Linked DNA regions of Homo sapiens: region 1 is linked to region 2. A link is a loop called in an ENCODE intact Hi-C map of the cell type or tissue named here. Cell type or tissue: K562. All regions are shown on one strand.

The links. A loop is a pair of places that touch in the nucleus more often than their neighbours do. Peaks named below come from ENCODE experiments on the same cell type or tissue, not always from the same donor. Only the 100,000 strongest peaks of a DNase experiment are listed, where the experiment ranks them.
Region 1: it touches region 2 in a loop (4-fold over the local background); 2 of 110 quality-filtered maps call a loop at or near these places.

The regions. Positions count from the first base shown.
Region 1 is chr4:78,618,181-78,626,180 of GRCh38, forward strand. LOC124900721 (a long non-coding RNA gene) reads left to right here. Exons shown (of 2, transcript XR_007058152.1): 2 at 4,994-5,161. Among named protein-coding and RNA genes, the nearest start is that of LINC01094, 24 kb to the right of the region's middle. In K562, no CTCF peak of the experiment used is centred here; DNase peaks (open chromatin) are centred at 3,431 and 4,671; H3K4me3 peaks cover 387 bases.
Region 2 is chr4:78,688,385-78,696,384 of GRCh38, forward strand. No RefSeq gene overlaps it. Among named protein-coding and RNA genes, the nearest start is that of LINC01094, 46 kb to the left of the region's middle. RefSeq lists cis regulatory regions at 3,183-3,289, 3,455-4,133. In K562, no CTCF peak of the experiment used is centred here; DNase peaks (open chromatin) are centred at 3,227, 3,817 and 5,487; H3K4me3 peaks cover 593 bases.

The DNA.
Region 1 (8,000 bases), 70 kb before region 2:
TCCTAGATGTGAAGGAAAGATGCCAGAGCCATACAATGTTGGTTTCAGTACCACCAACTTGCCGTGTAACTTTCGGCAAATTACTTAGCCTCGCTGATCCATCATTTCCTTTTGTTTCTAAGATAGGAGTAATAATTTATCAATTCATAGTGCCAGGAAGACCCAGGTGCCAGGAAGGATGGAATGCTTAGATCTGTCATGGAAGATACAAGGAATTAGATGAGGAAACACAAGTAAAGGAATTAGCACAATATCTGAAATATGTAGTCATTGGCTATTATTTACATCTTTCCCCAATTTCCCAGTCTCTTTTGCTGTTATCAAGTATATGCATAAGGTCTTTTTTATTTTGAAAGACTTAGTCATTATGGGAAAATTGACAAAGGACTGCAAATTCTGTATAATCATGTGGAACTTTCACAACTTAACCAACTGCACCACATTCTTGACCTCTCTGTGCAGGCAGAGAGAATTCAGCTCCCTTTGGACTGTGGCTTTATAACCTCACATGCTCTTCTCAGCCAACCGACCTGAAGAGCCAGTAGGCATTGACTTGCATTCTTTCAGAGGTCCTCTTGTTTCAATAATAATAAGCACCATTTCTTAACACTCACTATGAGCAATTCATATATTTTGTCTCATTTTGACTTTATAACAACACCATGAGGCAGGTAACCTTATCTCAATTTACTAGTCTGGAAAGAGGCTCAGAAACGTTAAGACCACTCTAGATATAGTTCTGGAGCCACAAAACAAACTGAGATTTCTATACAGTAGATCCAAAATCTATACGCTTGACTCTCTCACGCTGGGACCATGATACAGCAGTAGCAACAGTTACAAAGCTCTTTACTTTAGAGGCCCGTTTCTTGGGCTCTGGGGTTGGGAGGTAGGTCTGAACACTTGGGTGTCTCATAAATTCTCTGACTTCACACACTGAGCAACTTCACCACACATCACTGGCATCTAACGGTCAGTAATACTGAAGTCTAAATAAGTCTCTCAGAAGCTTACATATCAATAATATAAAGTCATCTAGTACAGGACAGAAGCCACCTTGATAGAGCCAAGTCAGTATCTTTCAATCTGACAAGACTGGTCAGGAGGCTCTCAGACCAGAAGGTAATATCTTCACTTGCTGAGCACTGTACTATCCGAAGTTCAAAACTATAGACTGTGCCACAGCGGGGCACATGTGCAAGGGCAGAGTTGGAGCCCTGAATAAACAGTTCACCATTACTTACAGAATTTCCCTGGTTCCATGTTTCCCCCTTTCTTTTTTGGGGGGAAGGATGTGAATTTTTCTTCTTTTTCTCCAGCAGTAGCAGTACTGAAACCATTCAGCAACGAGGATTTGGCAGCTTCTAAGGGTCATGTCGTTGGTGGGTGCAGTTTGAGTTGAAGTGATTGCAGACGTGCAGACAAACACACAGAAATAGAGGTTCAGTAGGGCCTGGGCCTAAGCCCTGGGGAAAGCTACAGTTACTTCAGTGGAAGGGGAGTAGGAGCCAACAGAGCAAATGGAAGGAAGAGCAGGAAGATGATGCCGCACTCCGGAGGAGAAGCAGCAGAGTTGCTCTCTGTACCTGCAAGCCAATGGAGAAGTTTATCATAAGACAGTAATGAACTAATAACACACCGCTGACCGGTGACACACAGCAATAGTGGCAACTGTTGAAGAACTACTGTGTGCTCAGCGTCACGCTACATGCTTTAGAGAAGCCCTTAGGGCACAGTGGAGTTAGAAGTACGTTATTTATTAGGAATGACTGTACATAGGATAAAAAAAAAAGAAATAGGTCATTTATCCTAACTCTTACAGCAACTAGCTTTGAGAAAGTGAGCAGCTTATTCAATCTCTCTGAGTATTAATTTCATCTGAGAAATTGGAGTAATAATATCCATATTACTCATTTAGCCTATCAATGTGAACTGAAAGCCTACTGTGTACTAAACACTACTCTAAAAGCTGCATATACATGTAAAAATTTACTACCTGTTCGGCTGGGCGCGGTGGCTCAAGCCTGTAATCTCAGCACTTTGGGAGGCCGAGGCGGATGAATCACTTGAAGTCAAGAGTTCGTGACCAGCCTGACCAACATGGTGAAACCCAGTCTCTACTAAAAATACAAAAATTAGCCGGGCATGGTGGCGCACACTAGTAATCCCAGCTACTCAAGAGGCTGAGGCAGGAGAATTGCTTGAACCTGGGAGGCAGAGGTTGCAGTGAGCCTAGATAATGCCACTGCACTCTAGCCTGGGTGACAGAGCGAGACTCCATCTCAAAAAAAAGAAAAAAAAATTCAGTGCCTGTTTTCATGGAACTTACAGTCTATAATAAAGATAAGAATGATCAATTATATTAAATGCCTGGGATTTGGCACTTATTTCATTTAATCCTCACAGCAATCCTATGTTTAGTGTGCTCTTTTCACGTCAACATTATCTGCTGTTGTTAAATGTTAAATGAAAATAAGTCAAGGCAGATCTGAGAAAACTATTGAGTACTAGGTTCGTCTTAACTGTGAAAGTGGCCATTGTTAGTTGATGGTTATGTATAATTAGTTAGTTTGAGAATGTGGGGTATATATTTCATATTCAAAAGCGAACTCCTGCCTCTGTCAGTCAATATTTGTGGTCCACCATCATTCTTAGCATCTAGTCCAACGCCTGGCACATATTAGATTATCAATACATAATTGTTAAATTAAATTGAGTACTTATTATATGCCAGACATCACTTATTCTGCAAATTGCATTTTATCTGATCTTTGTTCTTAGAAATTATATAAGGGCCTCTGGGAGAAACAGTAAGATTCTGGCCTACTAAGCTTTAGTGTGCTGTGTCAATAGTAATTGAATCAGGGAACAGGGTCAAAACCAGTCTTAGATGAAGAGTTTTTTCCCTTCTCTGACATAACCCCTCTATTTCTACTCTGAACCCATCTCTTATTACCCAGGACATTGCTAATAATGATGGGTGGTCCCAAGGTTCTGCCCTTGCATTTCTGCTCCACTAGAAAATACTTGGATTTTTGAGACTTTAAATAACAGTTCCAGAACTTACTAGCTTGGTAATTTTTGTGAAGTTGCTTACTCTTAATTTCTCAGTTTCTTCTTCTATAAAATTGAGATAATGCCAACTTCTATGGTCAAGAAGATTAAATTAAAATGATACATCCAAGAATACCTAAGACAATGAATAAAAGGATAGGAAGCTAGAAACAGGGATAGTTACATTTACAGTAAAGCTAGTTAGATAGGAAACATAGAAGGTTCTTGGTGCTCCATAGATGTCCCTGACACTCAGCATTTCCTACGTTCTGACTCTCCTTACTGCAAGTGCCGGTGACCCTGCTGCAGCCTTTATCTGTCTGTGGGAGCTGACCACACTTGGGTCAGAACAGAAGTGTCAGGGAGTAACACCCCTGGGGTGGCTCTCAACCAGTGACAGATGGAGGCCATGGATAAATACCACAGGCTCTTGCCTCCCAAGTGAGACAACTCTGAGGCATGATCTATGCTGCCCCTGAGACCCCCAGGAAGTCTGAGCCCCAGCTGCCCGCAGTGACAACTGACTCACAACACACCCTGTACCGGCTTTCTTTCTTTTTCTGTCTCACTTCTGCACTCACTTCCCAGTGCTTCCTGGGATCCCTGGATCCTTTTCTCAGCATCTGTTTCTGGAGGGACACATCCCAAAATAGGAAGGACTATTTTCAGTAGTCACTATAAAGTAGGAGGTGTAACTGTGTGTAACTTTGTGGGGTTACAGGGTGGAGGAGTTGAGAGAAGAAAACGGAGGCTTTTAGGGTAGAAATCCTCTAGAACAGTGATTCTCTGTGTTGGCGTGCTAGGGAGTCACCAAGTGTTTTGGAAGTGAAATGGAGAGGTAGGAGGAGCACTGGGGTGGCTCAAGTTAGATGGCTCTGGGAAGGAAATGAGCCACAGCTTCAAAGTTCCACCTCTTTCTTCAAAGCACAGTTACCTGGAAACACAAACGAAAACGAATGAGAGGAAGATGAAGAATAGGAGCAATAAGAAGAGGAGGAGGAAATCCCATCTAATTTTATCTACCACATTGCCACCTTATTACTACTTTACATTTATTTCCATGGGTTCTTTGGAAGTGAAGTCCAGAATTTAGGGGCACACAGGGAGTCTATGATTCTAGTAAGCAAGGCAGGAAGCAGTGAAGGCAAATAGAATTAGTGAATGAAATGGGATAGATCATGTGACGCAGGAGAGGTTCCAGGGAAGCTAGAGATGGGCTTCCTGGGTGGGGTGAAGGAGATGACAGGCTGTGGCTGCAAATGGGATAATAGATCTCAGAAACAGAGATTACCCTGAGTGTTAACGACACTGACTAAGGCAGGTCAAAGGTGGAGGTCTTCAACCCAGGAAATACCTCTGGGGTAAAGGAATCTAAAAGGTTAATGTGGATTCCAGAGTCAATATAGATTATGGCAAAGGGCAGGGCAGAGGAGCAGGACTGAGTCCGCTGCTGAAGTAAGCTTGGGAAGTGAGGATGGAATCTGGTGAGTCACAGCATTGAGAACTGCACAGTCTTCAACTGGGCAGAGGGTGAGAGTGGGTGAGGGTAGTTCAAGGGTGAGAAAGCACACTGGAGGGAGGAAAGAGCTGGCCGCTCCACCTCACCCGCTGACTTGAGCAGAGAAGATAAGGCTATCATGCTGAAAACAGTTGGGAGAACAGTGATTTCACAGGAGAGCATCTTTCAGGCCAGACGGCAGAAGAAAGAGGATCCATGTGAATGGGGACTGTGATGGTTAATTTTCTGTGTCAAATTGGCTAGACCACAGTATTTGTTTAAATATTATTCTAATTGTGTCTGTGAGAATATTTTTTAAATGAGATTGCCATTTAAATCAGTAGACTTTGAGTAAAGCAGATTATCTTCCATAATGTGGGTGGCTCTCATCTGATCAGCTGGAGGCCTTAACAGATAAAGACTCCCTCTCCTTCCCATTAGGCAGAGAGAATTTTGCCAGCAGACTGCCTTTAGACTTGACCAGCAATACCAACTCTTCCCTGGGGCTCCAGGTGACCAGCTCACTCTGAAGATTTTGGACTTGCCTGCCTGTACAATAACGTGAGCCAATTCCTAAAATAAATCTCTGTCTCTCTCTCTTGCTATATATATATGTGTGTGCGTGTGTGTATTTCTCTCTATATATATAATAAATACATATATAATACATACTATATATGTATGAAGGTATATGTATCTCTCTATATGTATATATAGAATTTCTCTAGATATATGTGTATATATAGAGAGAGCTATTATATAGCTATATATAGAGAGAGAGCTATTATATAGCTATATATAGAGAGAGAGCTATTATATAGCTATATATATATAGAGAGCTATTATATAGCTATATATATAGAGCTATTATATAGCTATATATATAGAGCTATTATATAGCTATATATAGAGAGACCTATATATAGAGAAAGCGAATACTACTCAGCCATAAAATAAAAATTACTACTCAGTAATGAATTAATGGCATTCACAGCAACCTGGATGGGATAGAAGACTATTATTCTAAGTGAGTAACTCAGGAAGGAAAATCAAACATCATATGTTCTCACTCATAAGTGGGAGCTAAGCTATGAGGATGCAAAGGCATAAGAATGGCACAATGGACTTTGGGGACCTGGGGGGAAAGGTGGGAGGGGGTGAGGGATATAAGACTGCAAATTGGGCTCAGTGTACACTGATTGGGTGATGGATGCACCAAAATCTCACAAATCACCACTAAAGAACTTACTCATATAACCAAACACCACCTACTCCCCAAAAATCTATGAAAATAAAAAAATTTAAAAAATATATACTCGTCTTTATCCCAACACAGTCATAAAATTTTTAATTTTTTTAATGGAGGAAGGGGCCCATCAAAGCAAGAGTGTCTAAGGCCAATGAACATGCTAACGCAGCCCTGAAAGCCATTCCCGCTGCTGCCTTTGTAATTGCCTTCTCACGCCCATGAAACTGGTGACTAGATACTGGCGTTTACTGCAGAAAAAGCTCATTGGGCAACAGAGAGCAAGAAAAGCAGGAAGTGATTCTGCCTCATTTTCACCTTCCTGACTCATGCAAGAGCATCTAATCCAGCCATAGATGAGTTCTGGGGCTAGAAATCTAAATGGTTTTTAGATTTCTAGTCTCTGCAGTACTGGAAGACACGCATGAAGGAAGCTGGAATGGACGCTGGGTGCCTGTCTCACTGCATCCACCACAATTGTGTTGGTTAGTAGGACTACTACAGGGCCACACACTAGAGGAAGGGAGAGACTGAAGGCACTGATATAAAATCAGTTAAACTTTGCTGAAAATGAAGGAAATGTTGCTTCACTCTCCAAGGAATACTTGTGTTTCTGTGCAGATCAGATCCTGGTTCCATCCAAATCAGAACAGATGCTATTAACACACTGAGCCAGTATATTTCCCCCTGCCTAATTCAGGTAGCAAAAAATTCACAAATAAGGAGATGGGGACAATTCATATTCAAATAAATAACAGCTTCCAGCTTCTTTTTCCATTTTTCCTTCCCTTTGATCTCATCTCCTACCACTCTTCCTCTTCCTCACTGTGCTCCAGCAACCCCTAAAGCATGCCAAATATACTCCCACCTCAGGGTCTTTGCACTTGCTAGTCCAAAGCAGGAAATAGCCTGACTTTGTCTCTGACCTCCTGCAGGTCTCTCTTCAAAAGCCATCTCACTCACAGCTATCCTATATAAAAGCAACCTGAAGCACCCCCTCTTTCTCACTCTGCTTTTCTACACAGGACTTGTCACCTTTGGACACACTCTGTTTTACATGTTTATTTGCTCATGACATATCCACCCATCTGGAAAATAAACTCTAAGAAGACCAGATCTTCGATTTGTTCACTGTTGTATCCTCAGCACCTGTAGTAGTGTCTGGTGCTTATTAAGTGCTCAAAAGTATTTGTAAATAAATGAATGAATAATTAATATTAATATCTTGCCTCTCCTTTTCTCCCAGTTCAATTCATTTTAGCTGCTGTGGTCACCTTCAAAGTTTCTTGAGAGAGAGAGTTTGTGTTTAGGTCATGTCAATTAGGTCATGCACACTGAACTGAAACTGAGATGAATGACATCATCAGTCATCAAAATTTAGGTTAAACATTTCCTCAGTAGTTATTCAATATTTTATACATGAGGACAGACCGAAAGAGAAGTACTTGCTTAGGGCCACACAGGGCCAAAGTTTAGGTCTCCTAATTCTGAGCCCAGAGTAGTATTTTCTTTTCTCTTTTCTTTTTTCTTTTCTTTTTTTTTTTTTTTTACAGAGTCTCACTCTGTCACCAAGTTGCAGAACAGTGGCGTGATCTCAGCTCTCTGCAACCTCCACCTCCCAGGTTCAATCGATTCTCCTGCCTCAACCTCCCAAGAAGCTAGGACTACAGGCGAGTGCCACCACGCTCAGCTATTTTTTGTATTTTTAGTAGAAATGGGGTTTCAGCATGTCGGCTAGGATGGTCTCGAACTCTTGACCTCGTGATCCACCCACCTCAGCCTCCCAAAGTGCTGGGATTACAGGTGTGAGCCACTGCACCTGGCAGGCCAGAGTATTTTCTGCTACATGTCATAGCAATGTCTATGCTTTTGGTATTCTTATTACCAGGAATATTTGAGAAAAAAATGACTAATATGGGCAATCCTCAATTTTATTATTATTATATTATATTATATATATTTTTAGAGATGAGTTTTCATCATGTTGCCCAGGCTGGTCTCGAATTCTTGAGCTCAAGCAATCTGCCTGCCTCAGCCTCCCAAAGTGCTGGGATTACAGGCGCAAGCCATCAGGCCCAGCCCTCTCTTTTATTTTTGTTGAGCTTAGAAAATGACATGGCTTTCTGTCTTCACTTATATATAGCCTAAGTATTGGCATCATGAGTTCTACAACCTCACTTATGAAAGGAATTAGTTTGTGCC
Region 2 (8,000 bases):
AAATACGAAAAACAACAAAATGTAGAATTCTATTTGTACGGAGTTTAAAAACAGGGAAAGTGAATGTTTTATTTTAGGAGTCAGGAGAGTCATTATCCCTGGCAAGGAATGAGGGGTAATAATTAGAAAGCAGCATAACGAGGGCTCCCGAGGTATTGGTAATGCTCTGTTTTGTAATCTGAATGCCAGTCATACAGATGTTCACTTAATGAAGATACTTATTGTCCACATACTTTTCTGTATGTGTCATACTTTTAAAAAATGTATTTAAGCAATGAATTCATTCATCCGTTTATTCACTCATGTGTTAATTCTCCTGAAGACGAACAGAGTTCTCTATTCTAGAACTCTAAAGGTAAGCTAGGCATGTAAGAAAGTCAAAGGCATCATTTCATGCTGTGATTCCACCTTCTGAAAATTCAAACATCCTTCTTGGAGGCAGAGGAAGGAAAACCAAGCAGATCACAGAGCTGGGGACTCCATGAGAATTGGAGGTGGTAAAAAAGAACTTTTGTGCTTATTGAGGTTACTTTGCCTGGCCTGTCCTCCCCTCACCTCTGCCTAATGAAATACTAACCTTCTTCAAGTTCCATTCATGACGACTTCTTCTCAAACAAAAATTACCTTGCCTTCTTCTAAATTTTTAGGACATTTGTCTGTGCTAATCATAGTTTATTCCCATGCATTATAATAATTTCTAGAAAGCAGTGTAATGTTGTGTTTAAAAGCTTGGGCTGCAGAGTCAAGCAGGGTTCAAGACCTTCCATCACTTGCTGTGTGACCTGGAGCAAATTGCTTAATCAGTATGCATTTTTTTCTCTGTTGTAAAATGAAGGTGATAATAGCTGGACCTATCTAATAAGCTGTTATGGAGATGAAAAGAGATAATGGATGTACAGCTGCTGGAAATCAGTAAAATCTCAGGAAATGTTTCCTATTATTTTTACTGAGTACTATCTACTCTAGCAGATAATAGGTTCCTGAAGAACATGGAACATGACTCAGAGAAGTTACAGTGAATAAACTCATTACAGACATCTCAGATTGGCTTGCCTTACATGTAGTCATGTTCTTTTTTCTCATACACTAGCTTAAACTCCTCTAGAACAGGACCTACAACTTATTCATTGTAATATTCCTCACACAGCATAACACTGGGTTTTAGGTTACATAGATGGGTTATAATCTCATTTTATTAATGAGTTGAAGCCACTGAGGAAGTCTTGCCCTTTCTCGTTTAGCGATGCTCAAAGCAAACCAAAGATAACTTCTATAAACTCCCCCTATGAATTCTCTTACTTCTAGGGTGACCAACCATTCTAGTTCATGAAGGGCTGTCCTGGTTTTGGCACTGAAAGTTCCGTGATTCCAGAAACCCCTCAGTCCTAGACAAACCAGACCTGTTGATCCCCCTACCTGCCTCTGTGCCCATATGCTCAGGCTAGCTTGTTTGTTTGTTCATTTGTTTGTTTGTTTGAGATGGAGCCTCACTCTTGTTGCTGGAGTGCAATGGCACGATCTCGGCTCACTGCAACCTCCGCCTCCCAGGTTCAAGTGATTCTCCTGCCTCAGCCTCCTGAGTAGCTGGGATTACAGGCACCTGCCAACACGCCCACCTAATTTTTGTATTTTTAGTAGAGACAGGGTTTCACCATGTTGGCCAGACTGCTCTTGAACTCCTGACCTCAGGCGATCCACGCACCTCTGCCTCCCTGGGATTACAGTCGTGAGCCACCGTGCCCGGCCACTTGTTGTTTTTATTGATGAATCATCCTTGCTCCTATCTAAAGCCAAGTCTTCATTCTGGTTGGCATTTTCTCTACTTATTCAACTACTGGGCTCTTGAAATTCTCCTCCCTCTTTCCTGCATCATCAATCTTTTTCCTTCTACTGAACCACTTCCATTAGCATATAAACACGCTATAATTTTTCCTACTAAAAAATGCTTTAAGAGACCTGGTATGTTGGCTCACACCTGTAATCCCAGCTTTGGGATCCCTATAATCCCAGCCTGTAATCCCTCACTTTGGGAGGCTGAGGTGGGCAGATCTCTTGAGCTCAGGAGTTTGAGACCAGCCTAGGCAACAAAGTGAGACCCTGTCTCAACAAAAAAAATAGCCAGCCATGGTGGCTCATGCCTATAGTCCCAGCTACTCAGGAGGCTGAGGTCGGGGGATGGCTTGAACCTGGGAGGCAGAGGTTGCAGTGAGCTGAGATCATGCCACTGTACTCTAGAGTGAGCTACAGAGCCTGACCAAAAAAAAAAAAAAGCCTTAAAAATTAAAAACATCTGAACTTGTTTCTAGACACAGGTAAAAAATAATAATAATACAAAAATTAAAACAACAACAAAATGTCCCAAGCCTACATCTCCTTCAACCTACCACCCCAATTCTTGGCTCCCCTTTATAACAAAACTCCTTGAATGAATTGTCTATACACAGTCTCCACTTCCAATTCCCCTTTTCTCATTCTTTGTTGAACGACTTCAATCAGGTTTTTATTCCCAACTCTCCACAGAAATAGGTCTTGTCACAATTTGCCAATGATCTGGAATTTTCCTAGGCTATGGAATTATGAGAAATAAACTCCTATTGTAATAAACCATTGTATTTTGTTGTTATTGTTTGAATCACAGAAGTCAATCTTAGCTTAAGTAATAGAACTAAGAACATCCATATTTATGTATCTTTAATTTATATGCCTCTCTGCACTTCACACTTTTATTGCCAACTGTCTACTGTGCAACAAACGGAATGTACAGTAAGCATCTCACACTTAACATGTAAATACTAAACTTTTCATTTCCTCCCCTAAGTAGACTTTTCTGTCAGAAAATGTTTCACCCTTCTTCCTGCTCGGAGCTGAAGCCATGGGGTCATCCCTGATACCTTTCTTGTTCCGATATTCCACATCAAATCCACCAGGAAAGGCAATTATCATCTCTCACCAGATTACTGCTATAGCTTTCTGACTGGTCTTGCTGCTTCCTCCCTGGCCCTGTCATATTCTATTTCCAACACAGAAACCACAACAATCCTCCAAGAATACAGTTCAGTGTAAGCCACTGTTCTGCACAAAACTTCCACCAGGCTTCTCATCTCATTCAGAGTCAAATCCAGAGCCCTTACCTTGACCTACACAGCCAGATGCTTTGTTCTGTTACCTGTCTGATCCCATCTCTGGCTTCCTCTCTCCTCCTTCACTCCCCCAGCCAAGCTGGTCCCTTTGGTCTTTCTTAAACATCACAGCCACTCCCCGCTCAGCGAACTCCACACTCAGGGACCAAGCACTGGCTGTTCCTCCTGCCCAGAAGTCTCTCCCCAAGAGAATGATATGACTCACTTCTACACATTCTCAGTCTCTCCTCAAATTTTAAACTTTTTGTTTTGCATTTTAAATCATTCTTGTATTGATCTAAGAAATACCTTCCATGCAAGAGACACTGTATTGGAAACTTGAAGATGAATATGAAATGTCCTCTGCCCTCAATAAACTGCTAAATAGGACTAGAGAATGGGCTTTCCAGGAAGGTTTCCTAGAAGAAGCAGGCCTGGAACTGAATCTTGAAGAAAATAAAAGAGTTAATTGGGAGTGGGAAGGGAGGGGTGGCAAAGCAAGTACCTCTTAGGGAGAGAGCAATTGAGTATACGTGTGGATATGACAGAGTATGACATATTAGGAGGCTGCAAGATTAGCCTTATCTGTCCCCAGAACCTGGTCATGTGCTACGACATGAGCACTAGAGATAACTCACTGAACCACAGGGGATGGGAGGGAGAGGAAAGAATCACCCTAGAGGCAAGTCTGATGTCAGACTATCTCTAGAGTCGTGCAAGAGAGGAAGCCAAGAGCAGCACACAGATATGCAAACTGCTGGAAACTGCAGAGCACTGCTAGTGACAAGCAGGGACACTCAGATAAGCAACTAGGATGAGAAGCCCATTAGGAAGAAGGAAAGACGGCTCAACATATGAGCAGAATTCAGGAACATGAATTCCTTGGAGATGCAAGATTCAGAGACAATAATACTCTGTTACACTGACAGCCCTCAATGAACCATTTTTTCTGGTATTCATATCCTTGACAATCCTCTCCCTGGAATCTGGTCTGAACCTGTGACTTACTTTAACCCAGTGGTTCTCACAGAGATTTTGTTCTCCAGGGGATATTTGGCAGTGTTTAGAAACACTTTTATTTGACCCAAATGGGGAATGTGGAGAAAGGATGCTACTAGCATTCCTACTGTACTAGTGGGTAGTGGCCAGGGATGCTACTAAACATTCTACAATACACAGTACAGTCCCCCACAACAACAAAAAAATACCTTGCCAAAAATGTCAATAGTGTCAAGGTTGAAAAGCCAATAGAATGCAGCCTAAGCTTTAAGACCTTATGCCTTTAAAAGGACTGAGCTTTCAAAAGCCTAGAAGCTTCCACTTTTGCACTCCTTAAAGGAGGGTAGCCAGACTTTTTACATGCCAGCTCAGGGTTGCATGGAGACACCACATGAGAGGACACGTGGAAAGGAAGCAGTCTTAAGGCTGGGTACATGGAGGAGTGCTGAGAACACAGCTGACGGAAAGAACTAAGGTGCCAGATGTACCATTCCAGGCAAGCTCTTCCGGCCTGTCTCCAACCATTTGAGCCGCCTTTGCTGAAGTGACAGACATGAGCCAAGAAGCTCTCATGGATGTTTCAGCATGCACAGTCATCACAGAGAGCAGGGACAAGTTTTCCCTGCTGAGCCCTGCCCAAATGGAAGAATCATGAGCAAGTAAATAAGATGTTGATTTAAGTCAAGATGTTTTGGAATAGTTTGTTATACAGCAATAGATAGATGAAACAATAGTCAACATAATAGGCATGTTTCTAAGCACATGCTAATGACATCCTTATGAAATAAGATCTGTTATTATCAATGCCACTTTAACTATGAGAAAACTAGTACATGAGTACAGGGAAGTTAAGTATCCACACAGGCTAACACTACTAGGAACAGAGTTTGGATTTGATCGCAGTTAGCGTAACACCAGAGACTGTATCTTAACCATCATGCCATAGATCCTGTCTAGTCATTCATTCATTCAAAAATATATATGGAGAACCTACCATGTGCCAGACACTGTTCCATACATATGGGATATAGCAGGGACCAAAACAGATGAAAATTCCTGGTCTCACAAAATTTAAGTTCTAGTGAATGTAACCACCCCAGGGGCTTATTTTGCCTGCTGCTCAGATAGAGACGATTTATCAAGACAGGGAGATTGCAACAGAGAAAGAGTTGAATATATGAAGAGTGGGCTAAATAGCAGTTTTATTATTACTCGAATCAACCTCCCTGAAAATTCAGAGGCTAGGGTTTTTTAAAGGATAGGTTAGCAGGCAGAGGGTTAGGGAATGGATGCTGCTGAGTGATTGAGTATGCAATCATAGGGGAGTGGAAAACAGCCCTTGTGTGCTGAGTACTCTTCTATGTGGGGGTCACAAGGCCAGTTGAGTCAAGATCCTAGGTCAAAGCAGAGTCGTTCAGGCCACAGCAATGTAAAAGTCTAAAAAGACACTTTAAAAGCCTTTTTTTTTTTTTTCCCCCTCTCTTGAGACAGAGTCTCACACTGTTACTCATGCTGGAGTGCAATGGTGCAATCTTGGCTCACTGCAGCCTTGACCTTCTGGGCTCAAGTGATAAAAAAGGCCAATCTTGGGTTTTTTAATAGTGATGTTATTTACAGGAGTAATTGGGGAAGTTATAAATCTTGTGATTCCAGAACAATGAACGGTTATTTTTTAACTATGCTTACATCTTAGTAGAATTCATGTTCCTCTCATAATCCTAAACTTGCAGACTTTTATTAGTTTTCTAAAGGTGGTTTAGTTTTGGGAAGGGCCATTATCATCCTTGATTTAAGGTTAAACTATAATCTAAATTTCTCCCAAAGTTAGCTTGGCCCATGCCCAGGAATGACCAAGGGCAGTTTGGAGGTTAAAGGTAAGATGGAGTTGGTTAGGTCAGGTCCCTTTAACTGTCATAATTTTCTCACTGTTGACAATTTTTACAAAGGCAGTTTCAATCCTTCCTTTGCATTTCACCATATCTTATTTTTAAGGTGTGATCTATGAAGATGGAAAAAGTCTGATGACCGCTCTAACTTTTTTATGTTGACAGAGGGCAAAGTTGGAATAGGGCTTGGCCTCAGGGTAGGAGGAATGAAGCCACTTTACCGCTGTCTATATGTATTCATGGGTGCCTTATTGGGGTTTTAAGGCTTGCATGACAAACAGGTTAGTATTCTCATCCATAGTTTTAGCACAGCATTTAAGTGAACAGCAGACTGTGAGATAATCAGTTTTAATATAAGGAGTGAAAGTCCTAGCTTTAGACATTCTTGTACAATTGATCTAAAGCCCTAAGTGACCCAAGTGAATAGCCCTGAGAAACAATTACATATGGGGTTGTTAGAAAGATGAATTGGGATAAACAGGAAAGAGCAAATTTAAATATACCAGTCCATATATTTTGTAGTCATTGTTTGGCTTGAGAATAGATCAGTTTAGTTAAACAGCTATATTCCATTCCAGGAGGTGGCCTTGTAGATGGGGTAGGCCTCTATATGTGATGAAGGCAAACACATGTTTATGTATTTTTTGAGACAGAGCCTTACCCTGCCACCTATACTGGAGTGCAGTGGCATAATCATGGCTCACTGCAGCCTTGACCTGCTGGACTCAAGTGATCTTCCAGTCTCAGCCTCCTGAGTAGCTGGGACTACAGGAACTTGCCACCACACTCAGCTATTTATTTATTTATTTTTTAATTTTTTTGTAGACACAGAGTCTTGCTATGCTTCCCAGGATGGTCTTGAACTCGTGATCTCAAGATTTCCTCCCACCTCGGCCTCCCAAAGTGCTGGGATGACAGGCATGAGTCAGTATGCCCAGCACAAATTTTAAATGAGATATTTTTATGGCAACTGAAGAAAACTAAAGGTTAATGTTAGACACAATCTACTCAGACGTTAGACTCAAAGCATCTCTGGTTAGAGAGAAGGAAGGACACAGCAATGTAGGTTTTTCTTGCCTATATTACAAGGAATGAGCTTTAGCTTGCAGAGCCTCAGGAAAAAGGTAGCAGCAATTTTATTGCGTCTATGTCTGAATGGAAGACATAGAAGGAGTAAGACTGAAAAAGAAACAAAATTTAAAGGAATTTTAAAAAAGAAAAATGGAAGATAAAAAAATGTTAAAGCACTAGTTTGGGAAATTGTAGCTTGGAAAGAATTCAGGATATTTTAAATTGCAGAAAATAATAAAAACCTCAAAAACAATAGAGATGACTACAATCTAACAACAGGTGTATTATGAGTTTTTTTCTTACACATAATTTTTTTCTGGTCACCATTTTTATTAAAAACAAATCATAGTAGGACAAATTTATTTGCAAAGTAAGTTTTAGCCTGATTATATTTGGTCTGATTATTTGCATAAAGTGCAGCAAGAATAATTATTTTCCATATAAGCTTCTTTTTTTCTTTAATTGGCTTTAACTTTTTTTAAATGAAGAATCTCAGATATACTTCTTAAAGCCTTGAGTCCAACCATGGATTTATCTGTGCCTGCAAATATCTGTATTAGTTGGGCAAATGTTTTTCCCGTTGAGGTTCCAAGATAATATGGGCTTCCTGGGCCTGTCAGAAAGTGACTCTTTTTATTTATCACAGGTCAGGAACCCTATAAAGGGACTGCATAGACAAAGTATGAGGCCAGTTTTCTCAAGGGGCTTTTATTACCTCTATAAGTCAACTTTGATTCCTTAAAGCAGTTTGTTCATATGTGAAATTATGCTATTTCAGTCAAAACCTTGATAAAATAACCAATGTCTCTAATGGTATCCTGGTATCAAAGAAAACAGATTATTAAATTTATGTGAACAATTGTATTGCCATAAATTAAGTATACTTACAAATTGTTTTTAAATCCTGGAGAAATCACATAAAGAG